Regions from separate parts of the Homo sapiens genome. Here region 1 is linked to region 2. A link is an interaction called in ENCODE POLR2A ChIA-PET data of the cell type or tissue named here. Cell type or tissue: K562. All regions are shown on one strand. Each heading gives the region's core, and the rest is flanking DNA. Links, peaks and the distances in the headings are about the cores only. Region 1 has its middle 4.0 kb from the start of MIR649. Region 2 overlaps SDF2L1 (stromal cell derived factor 2 like 1).

Region 1 (5,374 bases), core at 72-5,071, 610 kb before region 2:
TGTTACAATCGATTAACCTACATTGACACATCATTATCACCCAAGGTCTATAGTTTACATTAGGGTTCATTCTTCCGGTTGTACATTCTATGGGTTTGGACAAATGTGTAATGACACATAGACACACCATTATTGTATCACACACAGTAGTTTCATTGCCCTAAAAACCCTCTGTGCTCTGCCTGTCCCTCCCTGCTAACACCTGGCAACCACCGATCTTTTTCCTGTCTCCATAGTCTAGTCTTACTTTTGCAGAATCTTATATAGTTGGGATTATAGAGTATATTGCCTTTTCAGGCTTCTTTCCCTTAATAATATGCATTTGAGATTCCTCTATGACTTTTCATGGCTGAATAGCTCGTTTTAATTTTATTTTTTATTTTTGAGACAGAGTCTCACTCTGTCGCCCAGGCTGGAGTGAAGTGGAGTGATCTTGGCTCACTGTAGCCTCTGCCTTCAGGATTCAAACGATTCTCATGTCTCAGCCTCCCGAATGGCTGGGGACTGCAGGCGTGCACTGTCACACCAGGCTAAATTTTGTATTTTTAGTAGAAATGGGGTTTTCCCATGTTGGCCAGGTTAGTCTCAAACTCATTTCCTCAAGTGATACACCTGCTTCAACCTCCCCAATGTGCTGGGATTACAAGCGTGAGCCACCCAACCAGGCCTGTGCTATTTCTAAAATGCAGGAGATGAAGTTGCCATGTGAAAGATGCAACATTCTTATCTTCAAGGATGAGAAGTTGAAATGAGAGAATTCTATACAGACCTTGTTAAAACACTGTTATCTTTTAAGCCTCCCCATATAATTTAGTTGCCTCTTCATAACTTATTATTATTTGTCCAATTCAGTGTATAAGTAACAGACTCTAACTTCTTCTTTGGGTCTTCAAATGTCCTTATGAGGGTTCCCAACCCATGTAAAACTTGTACTCAATAAATTTGTGGGACTGTGTGGTGGCTCACTCCTGTGATCCCAGTGCTTTGGGAGGCCGAGGGGGGCTTGCTTGAGTCCAGGAGTTCAAGACCAGTCTGGGCAATATAGTGAGATCCCGGTTCAACACTTTTTTTTTTTAATTAGATTGGTGTGGTGGGTGGCATGTACCTGCAGTTCCAGCTACTCAGGAGGCTGAGGTGGGAGGATAGCTTGAGCCCAGGAGTTTGAGGCTGCAATGAGCTGTGATCTCACCACTGCACTCCAGCACCCCTTATTTATAAATAAATATAATGGCTAGCCTTAGGGACTCTGTTCGCAAGATTAAAGAACAGAAATCAGATGTAGAATAGCATATAAATAAATTTATGTGCTTTTCTTCTGTTAACCTGTCCTATGTCAATTTAATTCTTGGGCCCAGCTGAGACTCTAGGGATGGAAGTGGAGTTTTGCCACCCCTACAGTTTCTGGTGACAAGGATGGGATCCTCTCAAGCCTAAAGATGGGATCCTGGGAGAACAAATAAAAGCGGGCACAGGTAGGAATTCTTACCAAAGTGAACTCTTTTTTTTTTTTTGAGACGGAGTCTCGCTCTGTAGCCCAGGCTGGAGTGCAGTGGCACGATCTCGGCTCACTGCAAGCTCTGCCTCCTGGGTTCACGCCATTCTCCTGCCTCAGCCTCACACGTAGCTGGGACTACAGGCACCCGCCACCACGCCCGGCTAATTTTTTTTTGTATTTTTGGTAGAGACGGGGTTTCACCGTGTTAGCCAGGATGGTCTCAATCTCCTGACCTCGTGATCCGCCTGCCTCGGCCTCCCAAAGTGCTGGGATTACAGGCATGAGCCACTGCGCCCAGCCCAAAGTGAACTCTTCTGGATCTCTGTCTGTAATGCCTGGTTGAAAGAGGAGAGTAAAATTTTTCCTTGTCCCTTTCTAAATTCAAACTGGCAGGAGAAAAGCATGGTAAGAATTGATTCTTTGAGTTATGACTCTTATGTCAACCTTAAATAATGAGATTCAGAAAATATCAGCTAGGCACGTTGGCTTATGCTTGTAATCCCAGCACTTTGGGAGGCCAAGGTGGAAGGATCACTTGAACCCAGGAGTTGGAGGCTGCAGTGAGCTATAATTACATCACTGCATTCCAGTCTGGGTGACACAGACCTAGTCTCCAAAAAACAAAAACAAAAAAAACCAAAGGAAATATGATTTTTATTCTAGTGCAAAGCTTGAGGATGGACACCCAGGAAACAGCTTCCAAAGGGTTGGGGTCATTGCTCCAAAGTGGGGAAGCTAAGGTTTCACTCATAGAGGCAGAAACAGTGTCAGCAGGATTGCAACATCTTCTGTACAAATCCAGTATGTTAGATTCCATTAGTACAGCTTGCTACATTCCAAGGAAAATTGTTTCAACATTCTGTGAGAAGAAGTCAAGCTCTGAGGTCATCTTATCTCTGATGCTGCTCAGACATTTCTAACCATTTACAGGGAAAAGCAGAAGTTGCAACTGCATGCTCCATGCCTCAGGCCACATGGCCACATTCCTCCTGAGGCTCATAATAATGTAAAGTTCCAACAGCTTGGTGGTGGCTCACGCCTGTAATCCCAGCACTTTGGGAAGCTGAGGTGGCTGGATAACTTAAGAAAGGAGTTTGAGACCAGCCTGGCCAACACAGCGAAACCCCGTCTCTACTAAGTATACAAAAATTAGCCCGGCATGGTGGCGGGCACCTGTAGTCCCAGCTACTCAGGAGGCTGAGGTGGGAGGATTGCATGATCCTGGGAGTTTGAGGCTGTAGTGAGCCATGATTGCAGCACTGCACTCCAGCCTGGGTGACAGAGGGAGACCTTGTCTCAAAAAAAAAAAAAAAAGAATTATTTGATTTCACACTTCCGAATTTGGTATTTGGCTCTGCATACATAGTGGCTATTGACCCACAGCCTCCCAGAAATAAGGCTTGTTTTCCATGTCTCTGTTGTGTGGTTTATCATATCTTGTTTTATGTCTTGAGAACATGGCTCTGTGACCAATTGAAATATTCTCTTTGGTTTCTGCCAGCTGCAGGGGTTGGGAGGACAAGTCCTTGTTAGGCTGCTAGCCAGCTGCCCAGGAATCAGAAACACAGTGTCTCTGTCCAACGGTTCCAGCTCTCAGAGGAGTTTGTCCTACTTGTCTCAGCTTTCATTGCCTTGATAACAATTAGGATATTTGCCTGCTTAGGCTATCTTGAAAAAGACTTTGGATCTTGAGGGGGATTGTATCTTTTCCAGCCTGTTTGGGATGCTCTTCTGTGCCTCCAGTTAAGCCAGAAAAGGCATACTGATTTTAAGCCATAAAAAGGCTTATTGGTTTTGAGTCACAATTAAAGTAGGTATAACATTGAAGATTTGGACTTTTGAATCTAAAAGCTTTTTTTTTTTTTTTTTTTAAGACAGAGTTCCGCTCTGTTGCCCAAGCTGGAGTGCAGTGGTGCAGTCTTGGCTCACTGCAACCTCTGTTTCGTGGATTCAAGTGATTCTCCTGCCTCAGCCTCCCGAGTAGCTGGTATTACAGGCATCTGCCACCATGCCTGGCTAATTTTTTGTATTTTTAGTAGAGACGGGGTTTCACCATGTTGGCCAGGCTGGTATCGAACTCCTGACCTCATGATCTGCCTGCCTCAGCTTCCCAAAGTGCTGGGATTACAGGCATGAGCCACTGTGCCCAGCCTAAAAGTATTTTTATTAAAGCGTGCTATTGGCCAGGTGTGGTGGCTCACACCTGTAATCTCAACCTTGTGGGAGACTGAGGTGGGAGGATCGCTTGAGCCCAGGAGGTTGAGCTGCAGTGAGCTATGATCTTGCCACTACTGCACTCCAGCCTGGGCAACACAGTGAGACCCCATCTGTAAACCGTCCCCCCCCACAAAAAAGGGTGCTTTCATCCCAAACAACCGTCCTATTGGTAACTAGAGAAATATCAAATTAAAAAGAAGACACAAAGAAATATAGGCCAGGCACGGTGGCTCATGCCTGTAATTCCAGCACTTTGGGAGGCCAAGGTGGGTGGATCATGAGATCAAGAGATCGAAGCCATCCTGGCCAAAATGTTGAAACCCCATCTCTACTAAACATACAAAAATTAGCCGGGCGTGGTGGCGTGCGCTTGTAGTCCCAACTACTCAGGAGGCTGAGGCAGGAGAATCACTTGAACCCAGGAGGCTGAGTTTGCAGTGAGCCGAGATCATGCCATTGCACTCCAGCCTGGGTGACAGAGCCAGACTCTATCTCAAAAAAAAAAATAAAATAAAATAAATATGGTTAGCTTTAGGGACTTCCTTTAATCTTCCTCAATATTAAAGAACAGAAATCAGATGTAGAAAAAAAGTTGAAATCTGCACCCTCTGTAAATTATCCTCCTCCACCCACCTGTGCTCTGCTCAACCCCCAAGTCCCTGTCCCTGATCCCCCAGAAGGTCTTTCGGATATCTGGGCCCCTGACTTACACTTACCCTCCTCAAAACTTGGCCCTATTCTCCTTAGCAAATTTCTTTTAGACCTAAAACTTCTCCAAATATCCTTTCAATGCCCAGCTGCCTACTTTAACTTCTCTTTTCCTATAAAATTCACAGAAAGCACCCCAGCCTGTTTTCCAGGCCCAAGATATACAGGTGACATGTATATACTGATAGCCAGAAAATAGACCTAACACAGGCTCTGGGAATGAGCAGCCAGGCTTGCTTCACTGTACCTTACAATTCCTCCTACTTCCTGGGGCTCTGTAATCAAATCTCATCAGCTCCAGGCATTCCCATGTTTAGGCCGAAACCACAAAAAAGTCTACTGGACTATCGTACTCTTAGGAAAAAGAAACCATAAAAATTACCCTAGATCTCTGATAACAAAAAATATGCTCTGAAACTCCTTGGAGAAAATCTACATTCTTTCTCAGTTTTCTTGCTCTGTCGCCAGTCTTATCATATCTTTAAAACTTAAGGGCCAGGCACAGTGGCTCAAGCCTGTAATCCCAGCACTTTGGGAGGCTGAGGCAGGCGGATCACGAGGTCAGGAGATCGAGACCATCCTGGCTAACACGGTGAAACCCCGTCTCTACTAAAAATACAAAAAAATTAGCCAGGTGTGGCGGCGTGCGCCTGTAGTCCCATCTGCTGGGAAGGCTGAGACAGCAGAATGGCGTGAATCCGGGAGGCGGAGCTTGCAGTGAGCCGAGATCGCGCCACTGCACTCCAACCTGGGTGACAGAGCAAGACTCTGTCTCAAAAAAAACAAAAAACAAAAAACAAAAAACACAAACTTAAGTATCTGAGGAACTGGGCTGGGCACAGTAGCTCACGCCTGTAATCCTAGCACTTTGGGAGGTCAAGGTGCGCAGATCGCTTGAGGTCAGGAGTTTGAAACCAGCTTGGCCAACATGGTGAAACCCTGTCTCTACTAAAA
Region 2 (5,374 bases), core at 83-5,082:
TAGGGGTCCTCAAGTGCCTTTGTGATTAAAGAATGTTGGTCTATGATTGCGTTTCACTGTGAGCCTGAGGATGACCAGGAGGTGCCAGCCCAGGCCCAGTTGATCATTTCTTCCTCAGTGCAAAACCTGTCTCCAGCCCAGCCTGACTGCTGAATCTGTCCAAACCCTTTATTATTTTTTTTTCGGGGGGCGGGGGGGAGGTTTGCTTTTTTTTTTTTTTTTGAGACGAACTCTCGCTCTTGTCCCCCAGGCTGGAGTGCAATGGCGTAATCTCAGCTCACTGCCATCTCCGTCTCCCGGGTTCAAGTGATTCTCCTGCCTCAGCCTCCCGAGGAGCTGGGATTATAGGCACCTGCTACCACACCCGGTTAATTTTTATATATATATTTTAAGTAGAGATGGGGTTTCACCATGTTGGCCAGGCTGGTCTCGAACCCCTGACCTCAGGTGATCTGCCTACCTCAGCCTCCCAAAGTGCTGGGATTAAAGGTGTGAGCCACCATGCCCGGCCTGGGTTTTGCTTTTTTTTTTTTTTTTTTTTTTTGAGGCGGAGTCTTGCTCTGTCACCCAGGCTGGAGTGCAATGGCACTATCTCGGCTCACTGCAAGCTCCGCCTCCTGGGTTCACGCCATTCTCCTGCCTCAGCCTCCCAAGTAGCTGGGACTACAGGCACCCGCCACTGTGCCCGGCTAATTTGTTTTGTATTTTTAGTAGAGACGGGGTTTCACTGTGTTAGCCAGGATGGTTTCAATCTCCTGACCTCGTGATCTGCCCGCCTCGGCCTCCCAAAGTGCTGGGATTACAGGCGTGAGCCACCGCGCCAGGCCGGTTTTGCTTTTTTAGAGATGGTCTCACTCCGTTGCCCAGTCTGGAGTGCAGTGGCATGATCATAGCTCACTGTAAACTTGAACTCCTGGGCTCAAGTGATCTTTCCACTTCAGCCTCCTGACTAGCTGGGACTACAGGCACACACCACCATGCCCATCTAATTATTATTTCTGATGAGACAGGATCTTGCTCTGTCATCCAGGCTGGTGTACTGGCAGTGATCATAGCTCACCGCATTCTGGGCTCAAGTGATTTTCCCACCTCAGCCTCCCAAGTAGCTGGGACTACAGGCATGTGCCACCATGCCTGGCTAATTTTTTTTTTTTTGAGATGGCGTCTTGCTCTGTTGCCAGGCTGGAGTGCAGTGACACAATCTCCGCTCACTGCAGATTCCGCCTCCCAGGTTCAAGCCATTCTCCTGCCTCAGCCTCCTGAGTAGCTGGGATTACAGGCACGTGCCACCACGCCCAGCTAATGTTTGCATTTTTAGTAGAGATGGGGTTTCATGATGTTGGCCAGGCTGGTCTCGAACTCCCAGCCTCAGGTGATCTGCCCACCTCGCCCTCCCAAAGTGCTGGGATTATAGGCATGAGCCACCGTGTCTGCCCTCTCTGGCTAATTTTTAAAATTGTTTTAGTAGAGACAAGGTCTCACTGTGCTGCCCTGGTGGGTCTCAAATTCCTGAGCTCAAATGATCCTTCCACCTCTGCCCCCATAAAGTGCTGGGATTACAGTTGTATTACTTTTATTTTGAGACAGGGTCTTACTGTTTTGTCCTGGCTGGACTCGAACTGCATGGCTCAAGCCTCCTCCTGCCTCAGTCTCTCAAGTGGCTGGGATTACAGGTGGATGCCACTGTGCAATCTTTTTTTTTTTTTTTTTTTTTTTTTGAGACGGAGTCTCGCTCTGTCACCCAGGCTGGAGTGCAGTGGCGCGATCTCGGCTCACTGCAAGCTCTGCCTCCCAGGTTCACACCATTCTCCTGCCTCAGCCTCCCAAGTAGCTGGGACTACAAGCACCTGCCACCACGCCTGGCTAATTTTTTTGTATTTTTAGTAGAGACGGGGTTTCACCGTGTTAGCCAGGATGGTCTGGATCTCCTGACCTCATGATCTGCCAACCTCGTGATCTGCCCGCCTTGGCCTCCCGAAGTGCTAGGATTACAGGCATGAGCCACCGCGCCCAGCCGCCACTGTGCAATCTTAACCTTTTCAGTGGTCTTCCATGTACTCCAGTGCTGCCCTGGGCATCCCCCTGTCCACCCTGAGGCGGTCTGATGGCAAGTGACCCCAGGTCCCCAGCCCCTTAGCTTTATGAACCTTCCTGTTAAGGGCCAAGGCCAGACCTCAGAGCAGGATGGGTGGGAGCCCCACTCCCTGTCAGCTGGGATGGGGCACAAGCTCTCCAGCTCCCTCATCCCTAGATGTGAGGAGCTCACTCTCCTGTCAGTTGTGGCAGTCTTGACACCTGTATATGACCAAGGGACAGGTGAGGATTCTGCCCATCTGCTGGAAAGTAGCATTGCAGTTTCACTCACCGGGTGCAAATGGCACCCCACCATAGGCACATGGCATCTCAGGCCCCCACCACGACCTTTGAAAGTCTCAATGAAATAACAGAACTACAGAAGATATTGCAAGGGAAGGCAGCCACATAAAACTGCTACCTGCAGAGATCTGAGAAGGCTGCCTGGAAGAGTAGGCACAATTTGGGCAGGCCAGAGTATCGTACCTTTAAGGCAGGAGCAGACGAAATAGGAGAGCCCTAATAAAGGAAGAGAACTGTTAGCTTTGCTGGTGTGTTGGTGGCCTCTAGCGGTTATGGCAGAGATTACAGGCTTCCTGGACTTGATAACTTAGCTGGGCTGCTGTGGGTCGGCCATGGGAGCTACTGAGTATAACGGTTTGCTTCCCTGAAGCAGAACAAAAGAGCCCAAGGAGAGGCTAGGGGTGGCAGCTGGCTGAAAGAGGCTCGGAATAGTGTGGACAGAGCACCTTGCACTGGAGAAATCAATTGACCTTTCGTGGTTTTTTGTTGTTGTCAATGCCTCTGTTGCCCAGGCTGGAGTGAAGTGGTGCAATCTCGGTTCACTGCAACCTCCACCTCGCAGGTTTAAATGATCTTCCCACCTCAGCCTCTGGAGTAGCTGGGACTACAGGCATGCACCACCACACCCAGCTAATTGTTGTATTTTTTCTAGAGACAGGGTTTTGCCATGTTGCTCACACTTGTCTCGAACTCCTGGACTCAAGTGATCTGCTCACCTCAGCCTGCCAAAGTGCTGGGATTACAGGCTTGCACCACCACGCCTGGCCTCAGTTGACCTTATTAAAGGATGGAGCAGCTGGACATGGTGGCACACGCCTGTAATCTCAGTGCTTTGGGAAGCTGAAGTGGAAGGATTGCTTGAGCCCAAGAGTTGGAGACTGCAGTGAGCTATGATGGTGCTACTGCATTCCAGCTGGGCAACAGACTCTGTCTCTTTAAAAAAGAAAAAAAAGGGGGGGGGGGGCCAGGCATGGTGGCTCACGCCTGTAATCCCAGCACTTTGGGAGGCCAAGGCCGGCGGATCACAAGGTCAGGAGATCGAGACCATCCTGGCTAACACGGTGAAACCCCATCTCTACTAAAAATACAAAAATTAGCCAGGCGTGCTGGCGGGCGTCTGTAGTCCCAGCTACTTGGGAGGCTGAGGCAGGAGAATGGCATGAACCCGGGAGGCGGAGGTTGCAGTGAGCCGAGATTGCACCACTGCACTCCAGCCTGGGTGACAGAGTGAGACTCCATCTCAAAAAAAAAAAAAAGGCCGGGCATGGTGGCTTACACCTGTAATCGCAGCACTTTGGGAGGCTGAGGTGGGTGAATCACGAGGTCAGGAGATTGAGACCATCCTGGCTAACATGGTGAAACCCCGTCTCTGCTAAAAACACAAAAAAATTAGCTGGATGTGGTGGCGGTGCCTGTAGTCCCAGCTACTCGGGAGGCTGAGGCAGGAGAATGGCGTGAACCCGGGAGGTGGAGCTTGCAGTGAGCCAAGATCGTGCCACTGCACTCCAGCCTGGGCAACATAGCAAGATCCCATCTCAAAAAAAAAAAAAGCCTTGGGGTGGGGTGAGGGGGTGGGAGAAAAGCTCTAGCCAATTGTGAATTTGGACTCCTGGGCTTAAGCAATTCTCCCATCTCAGCCTCCCAAAGTGTTGGGATTGTAGGTGTAAGCCACAGCACCTGGCTTTTTCTTTTTTATTTTTTTGGGGAGATAGGATCTTGGTCTGTCACCCAGGCTGGAGTATAGTGGCGCAATCACAGCTCACTGCAGCCTCTATCTCCTGGGCTTAAGAGGTTGTCCCACCTCAGCCTCCTGAGTAGCTGGGACCACAGGCATGCCATACCACACCTGGCTAATTGTTAAATTTTATGTAGAGATAGGGTTTTGCTATGTTGCCCAGGCTGGTCTCAAACTCCTGGGCTTGAGTGATCCTCCCACTTTGGTTTCCTTTTTTTCTTTCCTTTTTTTTTTTTTTTTTTTGAGGTGGAGTCTCACTCTGTCGCCCAGGCAGTGCCGTGGCTCTATGCAACCTCCGCCTCCCAGGTTCAAGTAATTCTCCTTCCTAGCCTCCCGAATAGCTGGGATTACAGGCAAGTGCCACCACACCTGGCTAATTTTTGTATTGTAGAGACGGGCTTTTGCCATGTTGGCCAGGCTGGTCTCGAACTCCTGACCTCAGGTGATGTGCCTGCCTCGGCCTCCCAAAGTGCTGGGATTGCAGGCATGAGCCACTGTGCCTGGCCCTCGCCTTGGCTTCTGAAAGTGCTGGAATTACAGCCATGAGCCACTGCACCTGGCTTCATCGTTAAACTTCTTGAGGATCATCTACAAGTCTATCCATCTCTCCCATTACTCATCTGACCTGAGAGGATTTGAATGGAAGTATATTGTTGGGAGGTGATTCCAGAAAATGCTGGCACAGAGGAATGGGGCTGTGAGAGGGGAAGGGAAAGAAGCTAGTGAAAGGTGCATTATTGAGCAAGTTACCCCTTTGGGCAACTGGAGCTCAATCCCACTGGGGATCTCTGGGACCCAGTGCAGAACGTGCATCAAAGTTATCCCACCCAGCTGGGTGCAGTGGCTCTCATGTGTAATCCCAGTACATTGGGAGACCAAGGCGGGCGGATCACTTGAAGCTAGGAGTTCAAGACCGGTCTGGCCAAGAAGGCGAAACCCCAGCTCTACTAAAAAAAAATACAAAAATTAACTGGGCATGGTGATGCATGCCCATAATCCCAGCTACTTGGGTGGCTGAGGCACTCCAGCCTGGGCGACAGAGTGAGAGTGTCTCAATAAATAAATAAATAAATAAATAAATAAATAAATAAATAAAAGCTATTCCACTCAAGGGGCAAGGAAGTGAGGTACTTACCTCCCAAAGTAGTTTCCCTCACAGGCTGGGTCTGCTGAGTGGGTGGGGGGAGCCACTCTGTAGCACTTTGCACTGGCCTTGTACACTGGGTAAGGGACTCCTGAAGCCAGAATAAGGCCCCCAGGCTG

The links. ChIA-PET counts read pairs that join two places held together with the same protein. Peaks named below come from ENCODE experiments on the same cell type or tissue, not always from the same donor. Only the 100,000 strongest peaks of a DNase experiment are listed, where the experiment ranks them.
Region 1: POLR2A ChIA-PET joins it to region 2 with 8 read pairs; 2 of 35 experiments call an interaction of 5 or more read pairs at or near these places.

What each region holds. Positions count from the first base shown.
Region 1 is chr22:21,035,582-21,040,955 of GRCh38, forward strand. No RefSeq gene overlaps it. Among named protein-coding and RNA genes, the nearest start is that of MIR649, 4.0 kb to the left of the region's middle. In K562, for the core only: no CTCF peak of the experiment used is centred there; a DNase peak (open chromatin) is centred at 2,400.
Region 2 is chr22:21,644,254-21,649,627 of GRCh38, forward strand. SDF2L1 (stromal cell derived factor 2 like 1) reads left to right here. Exons shown (of 3, transcript NM_022044.3): 3 at 1-46. Among named protein-coding and RNA genes, the nearest start is that of SDF2L1, 4.6 kb to the left of the region's middle. In K562, for the core only: CTCF peaks have their summits at 2,649 (motif pointing left), 4,653 and 4,940; a DNase peak (open chromatin) is centred at 2,638.